2 separate regions of the Homo sapiens genome follow, and region 2 is linked to region 1. Evidence: chromatin contacts called from ENCODE Hi-C or POLR2A ChIA-PET data. All regions are on one chromosome and are shown on one strand. Each heading gives the region's core, a stretch centred on a gene start or an enhancer-like site at or near the end of the contact. The rest is flanking DNA. Distances are from core to core; before and after follow the strand shown.

Region 1 (3,488 bases), core at 423-2,922:
AGGCACTGCATCTTCTTATATGTAAACATGGGGCTTTTGATAGGTAGACACCATCTTCTAAATCCAGCAACACCACTGAAGTCTGATGGCCGGTAGAAGAATAATGTAAATTTTTCCAAAATGCTTTGAATCTCTGGTTCAGTCAATATAATTTTATTCTTTAGAGCTACACGGTCCCATAAAGTAGGATTAGCCACATAGGGCTATGCCAACTAAAAGTAATTAAAATTAAACAAAATGAAAAATTCAGTTCTTTAGTCAGAGTGATTCCACATCAAGTGCCTAGTATCCATTACTGTGGAAGGTTCTATTGGTTCTGTACAGTGCTGTCTATAGCCATTTCATTTTATTAACATCTGATGTCTTTGGTTGCTTGCTTGATTGCTAAAAAAGGAAAAGTGGAAGGACGGTGGAGCCTTGCTTGTCCATGTTAGGAAAACGTTTATTTCAGCCTCTACAGGGCTTCTTATCTAAAAGTCTTCTATGCTCACTCTTATTGGGTCCTTTACATGGGTCCATTCCAGCTCCTGCCTTGATCCTGTCTAATCAATCCTTCTCACTGCTTCCAGCGTTAGCATTCTTTTTTTTTTTTTTTTTTTTTTTTTTTTTTTTTTTTTTTTTTTTTTTTTGAGACGGAGTCTGGCTCTGTTGCCCAGGCTGGAGTGCAGAGGCACGATCTCGGCTCACTGCAAGCTCCGCCTCGCGGGTTCACGCCATCCTCCTGCCTCAGCCTCCCGGGTAGCTGGGACTACAGGCACCCGCCACCACGCCTGGCTAATTTTTTGTAATTTTAGTAGAGACGGGGTTTCACCGTGTTAGCCAGGACCAGGGTTAGCATTCTTAACCACAGGGCAATGGAAGTTATTTTTTTCCTAGGAAAACTTCAACTCTTCCCCATTACTCACAGAGTAACTTTTACTTACCTTGATTTGGATTTGATCTGGCCCGAACCAACCCTTTCAGCTCTTTTTCTGTTTCTCTGACTATCCTATGCCCTGGCCACACTCAAATTCAAACACCCTTGGCTGCCTACCCACATAACTTTAGTCTTTTGCTCATGCTGTTCCTTGGAGCTCTAGGAAACGTGTCCATGCATCTTGGTTCAGTTTATGTGCCAGAACCTTTGTGAAAACTTCACAATCTCGCTGAACCAAAGTGTGTCACTACCTTGTCTAAGTGCTCACAGCACTTGCAGTTCTATTACATTTTTTTTCCACTTAAATTTTTACGTGTTTAACTCTCCTACTGGGTGATAAGCTTTTTGATGCACAAGATCTTGCACCTCTGTGTCCTGCATAGCTTTCTACACATAGCTGTTTAACAAGAAATACACAAAGAGAGTTGAATTTAATTTGGGGTGAGGATAGAAAAAATGGTTAACTGGAGTCAGGGAGGGTGTGCTTAGAGAACCATTGCTGGGGGTTGTGTAGGATTATAAAGGATGCAGACTGGAGGAGGACTGAGGTTAAGATGAGAAATCTACCCTTGGCAGTGCTGAAAAACATAACAGAATTGTGCGGCAGCACTGCAGGCTGCCAATGTTTCATAGGTCACAAAACACCACGAGGCATTCCTCCTGATGGAGGTCAACCTCCAGCAGAGTGAGTCACTCTCTCCCTGTGCCCATGAGGCCCTTAATCCATGGCTCTGCAATATTCCAAGGCCTCAGGCTGAGCACTTCCTGGTGTCAGGGCCACCCTCTTGCTCTATCCTGCCTCCTTACCATGCACACTGCCCCATCCATCCTAGGGCCCAGTTTCATGCATCCCATAAGGAAGTTTGCAGTAAATTCTGACTGAATAAATTCAACTGTGAGCTAAGACCTGAGTGAAGGTAACCACAGGCAGAATCTAAAGCATGTAGATTGCCGAGTACAAACAGGAATGCGGAATATGTTGCCGGAGTAATTTTATTTATTTTCAAACAGCGCAGGGTCTTTGGGTCATCTCCACCATTTAACCCAGCGATATCTTGGCATCCCTGGAATGCTGAATGCTGTTTGATCAGTCATCACGTCTCCTTTCCACAAAAGGGCCTGTTTTTACTGAAGATAAAACTCTCTTTCCTCGTCTTCAAAAGGAAGCTCAGTACATTACAAAAAAAAAAAAAAAATTCCCCCTTTGACTTTTTCTCACTCTAAGTTTCCCAGGGGTCGATGTGAAGTGAAGGAGAATGTGGAGAATTGGAGCTGGAAGTGTTAGGAACCTAGAGCTCTTTTCCACGAATGGGAGGGAAGTTCATCAAAGCACATGTGTGGTCAAAGAAGCTTAAAAATAAACCTGATTTCTAACACAGAAAAGAAAAACTCATTAAGCTTTCAATAAGCTGCTTTTTTCAAGGAATAAAAAAATAAAAAAAGAGAAAGAAATGTCTGCCAACAGAGGAAAAGGCAATACACTCTTCCAAAAGGATCTTTTGAGTAAAAGGAACATGTAAATTCCAAGAAAAGTTAGTTAGAAAGAACAGTTTATTCTCACTGGTTCCTTCTCATCACATCAGTATTTATTTCCCCAAATGCCCTTTATTTATTCATTTTAAAGTATTATAGGTGTCTACATGTTGGTCAGGGCATAAGGAACTTTTCTTACCGCAAAGACCCTTTGGGACACCAAGCAGAGACCTCAGCTATCCTTTTAAATTCTCAGGACTCTGAAACCTAATGTCTGCGTAGACTAACAGGAGGACTGCTGGAAGAAGGCAGGAGCCCAAGTAGTTAGCACATAGGCCGCTTACCAAGAAAATCACCAGGGTGTTCCAGCGTGAGCTGGTTTGACATCAATCCATACGATGGGGTTAGCGTGTGCCAGCTTCAGACTGTGTAACTTCTATTTACCGAAACTGTAACACATACTCATTGTGAGCTACAATTATCCACAGTTTAGTATGTTTATGAAACTATTTTGTGGTTATTTATTAAAAATAAAATTTATGTGTGCTTATTGAAGCTATATTTTGGCAGGCAAAAGAGGTTGGCAGAAATGTCTGAGTCAACAGCGGGCACTAGCCACTCTTTATGTCGTCATATAAAAACTTGTCAAATAATATTTAGTTTTTAATCTTCAGTTGCAAACATAAGGTTAGTCATGAAAAATATTCTGTGAGTTGGTCTCCTTGAAACAGGAGACTGGGTGTTTGGATTTAACTAAAGGTGATAATTAAGTTTCTGGCTTGTTTAAGGGTGATCTGTTATCCCTTTTCTCCCACCAACTTCTACTACCTGTTTTTTTATCCATGTTCCTCTTCCTTATGTCTTTAAGAGCTGTTTCATAATGATTTTTCATAATATGAGCTGTTTATCTACCAATACAAAAATGCAAAGACAAATGTATTACTCATGATCAAGGATAAATTATCCTGCCTGTATGGTCATGGTAGTATTCTCTTGGAGATCTTTTGGGAGCAAATGGATTATTTATTTTTTCTGAAATTTTTAGTTAATTATTTTATTTATTTATTGAGACAGGGTCTTGCTCTGTTTCCCAGGCTGG
Region 2 (3,488 bases), core at 254-2,753, 37 kb before region 1:
ATGGTAATTACCAAAATATTAGATAGTATTAATTTTTCTTTGTTTTATGTTGATTCTAGTTGAAAATGATGAATCTATATCTTCCTTTCAAATATTCATATGCCTTGCTTGATTTACATGGCTGATTGTATTAGCTAGTCCTTTCAGAAATTAGCTTATAATGGTGAGAGTGGGCCTTCTAGCTTTATTTCTGATTTGAAAGGAAACACATCTCATGTTTCAGTAATGGGGACATCGTTACATCTAACTCATAATCAAAGCATATTCTTCCTTCAAGCTTCACAGATGCTGTTCTAATAGTTTCATTCTGCTATAATAGTTTTTGTTCCCCCTTTGTCTTTTGTCTCATACTTTTACAATGCAGGAACAGTCAAGACTTAGAGTTTTCAGTAGAAGGGTAAGTTATTTGTCTTTGCTCCTGTCCTTGACCTTGTTGTCTCATATCTTTCTTGGATTTTCAGATGAGGTGCAGGCTGTTCTACACATTACTCCATTTCTAGAAGGCCTTCATTTAGTGTTTTAGTGTATCGCTACTCTGGTGTTATTTTCCTTACTCTACTGTTTTGGATAATAATATTAAACATAAAACAAAACAGTACTACGCAAAAGTCTGGTTCATGCCTGCCTCATTCATAGCAATTTGCTTTGCTTACTCCCAGCATTGATTGTGCCTGGAAGTAGATTCTATCTTTTCAGAGAAATTCCCAGGGGTCCACGTGCAACCTGCCTGTTCTCTGAGAGGGGGAAAGCCTCTCTGTCAAGGAGCCTTTATTCATTCACTATGCCATGTGTTTAAGCCTTGATATGTGTTTCACAATCCAGATCTAACCCCCTTATAATTAATGCCAGTTCCTCCTAGATTCTGGTTTTAGGTTGACTATCAATCTTAGTTTTTCTGTGTGTTGTCAATGTGTCCTCTTTTGCCCAGTGTTCGTTTGTATTTAATGAGAAGATGGGGGAGGCTATGCTGGGAACTGCTCACCATACATTTTTTTGTGTTTGTCTCATGTATGTTTACTCCTAGAGAAACCTGTTTATATTTAACTTATCCTGGTCTAATTTCATAGGTTAAGTTTGGTCAAAACATGTTGGTTATATTTCAAAATCTTGTACTCTGATCTCTTTGAAAAGTTTGCAGGGTCATGTTGAGTCATTCACTAGAGACTGTCTGGAGTTTGTTAATTATAAGTAGTTTAAATAAAATCTCTCCTAGGAATAAATGATAGGAACAAAGGATAGGACAACAATGGTTAAAAAGGGGGCTAATTCTGAAGAGTTTCCGGGTTGCCAAGCTATTTTTCTCCTTTTTAGTACTTACCACTATCATGATTAAATTATTGTGTAACTAGTTGTTTAATGTCCAAGTGTCTCTTTTAATACAAACTCAATGAGAATAAAGGCTGTATCTGTCTCTTTCATTGCTGTATCTTCAGCATCTAACAGAGTCTTGCCCATGAAGTGCTCAAGTCATATGTATCAAATGAATGAGTAAAGGTTACCGCTGTGTCTATCCACTCCCATGCCACACCCCAAAAGACATACCTCAGAGGAAACACTAGCATTTAGTAGAAACTATTTTCTTTAATTCTGACCAGATAAATGAGTCATGACTGACAATAACTTATGCAGCAAAGAGATGCATTTTTTGGACTTACATCCTGAGATGAGAAGTGCTAAGACAGAGATGATCAAGAAGAAAGATCACAATTATTTTAATTAAAAATTGAGGCTACCCTCAAAAATGTTTGTAAAGTTAGTTTAAAAAACTAAAATGTAGCTTAAAACAATACTATTAGCCACCCACATGTGTTTGTAAAATCTTTTGGATATATAGACTTTTATGCAGTGATGGTCAGAAACAAAGCCATTGCATGCTTTTTCCAAACATTCTCAAATTATGGTCTAATGTCTTAAATCATAAGAAGTACCTCAAGTCTTAAAGTAAGCATCTCCATTTGGCTTGATGTATGTTTAGTCTATTCCTTCCTGGCAAAAATATTTTAGTGTAAGTGTCCGAGCATAAGGATGACAAAATGTTTTCTTTCCTACTCATTTGTGTGGTCTTGTTTAATAAAAATTATACAGAAAAAACTAAGAATTTGTTCAGGGGGAATATATATGTATATATGCATATATATATGCAGATACATATATATGCATATATATATATGCAGATACATATATATGCATATATATATATATATGCAGTTTACTTAGCATTAAGAATAATTCATGAAAAGAAAGATTTCTAAGTGAGAAAAAAACAAGAGACCATTTCTTTTTTTCATTTACTGTTCTAGCTATTTAATAGAAGTTTGCCTCCTTTCATTTAGAAAAAATGAAAACCTTCCAACAAAAAGAAAATAGTTTTAATATTTGTGAATAATTTTATATATAATACTTTAGCACTTTGTCCCTCACTATTTAATAATACATAGGTGTGGATTTGTTTTCACTCTTGAAACTTTTCCACTGTATGCCTATAATGTTATTCTTATAATGCTAGTACATAGGTAGATAGGAAGAAAACTACTTTTAATTCAGAAAGTATGTACTGAATTCTTCTTATGTGCATAATTTGTTATGGAGTATTCTAAGAAACTTATAACGTAAATATCAAGACAAGATGTATTCATGTGGAATAATTATATGTCCCCGTAAAGCAATGTGTGACAAGCTATTCTAGTGAGCAGTTGGGATTTGCTATAGAAGTATAGAAAAAGGAATATCCCAGGAGGCTAGAAGAGATGGTGTGTGCCCTATAGTTTAAACATAATATGGATCTTAAGAAGAGTAAGTTTAGATAAAAGAAATGAAGGGAAAGGCCATTTCCACTCAGGAAAACAGGATGAGCAAAGATTTTCAGTTGAGAGTGAGTATAGGACAGAAAACTTGAGCTGTGGTGAAGCTGGCCATGAAGGGTGGGCCAAATTCTGAAGCATTTTGAGGTCCAAGCTTCTGAATTGGGATTCTAGTTTTTAGATTGTGAAAGGGGAGTTTTGTAAAAAGAAAGAAAATGTTAAAATTTAATTAAATTTGGAAGCAACATGTAGGGTAAATGGGAATATAGAAGGAGTAAAGACAGAGTACATATGGTATATCTAGAAGTGACAATTCTAGGATTACAGTTGTGGAAGTGGATGGAGGCATCTGATATGGTTTAGCTGTGTCCCCACCCAAATCTCATCTTGAATTGTAGTCCCCATAATCCCCATGTGTTGAAGGAGGGACTCAGTGGGAGGTGATTGGATCATGGGGGCAGGTTCCCCAATCTGATCTCGTGATAGTGAGTGAGTTCTCATGAGATCTGATGGTTTTATAAGCATCTGGCAATTCCCCTCCTTACACTCACACTCACTGTCTCCTGCTGCCTAGTGAAGAAGGTGCCTGCTTCCCCTTCCACCATGATTGCAAGTTTCCTGAGGCCTCCCCAGCCATGTGGAACTGTGAGTCAGTTAAACCTCTTTCTTTATAAATTATCCAGCCTT

The links. Hi-C counts contacts between places; a loop is a spot of excess contacts on that map. ChIA-PET counts read pairs that join two places held with the same protein, here RNA polymerase II (POLR2A).
Region 2: a loop to region 1 is called in a map of HepG2, with 2.6 times the contacts of the local background. The contact joins two enhancer-like sites. A Hi-C loop is called at or near these places in 1 of 168 maps with a recorded cell type or tissue (HepG2). POLR2A ChIA-PET finds 5 or more read pairs at or near these places in 4 of 52 experiments (AG04450, H1, activated CD4-positive, alpha-beta T cell and 1 more).

What each region holds. Positions count from the first base shown.
Region 1 is chr2:226,476,660-226,480,147 of GRCh38, reverse strand. No RefSeq gene overlaps it. Among named protein-coding and RNA genes, the nearest start is that of MIR5702, 180 kb to the left of the region's middle. RefSeq lists a silencer at 1,741-2,035 and an enhancer at 1,673-2,223. Within about 2 kb of position 1,672, at least 15 of the 41 ENCODE cell types and tissues checked have a DNase peak (open chromatin) inside an H3K27ac peak, as active enhancers do.
Region 2 is chr2:226,513,153-226,516,640 of GRCh38, reverse strand. No RefSeq gene overlaps it. Among named protein-coding and RNA genes, the nearest start is that of MIR5702, 140 kb to the left of the region's middle. Within about 2 kb of position 1,503, at least 2 of the 41 ENCODE cell types and tissues checked have a DNase peak (open chromatin) inside an H3K27ac peak, as active enhancers do.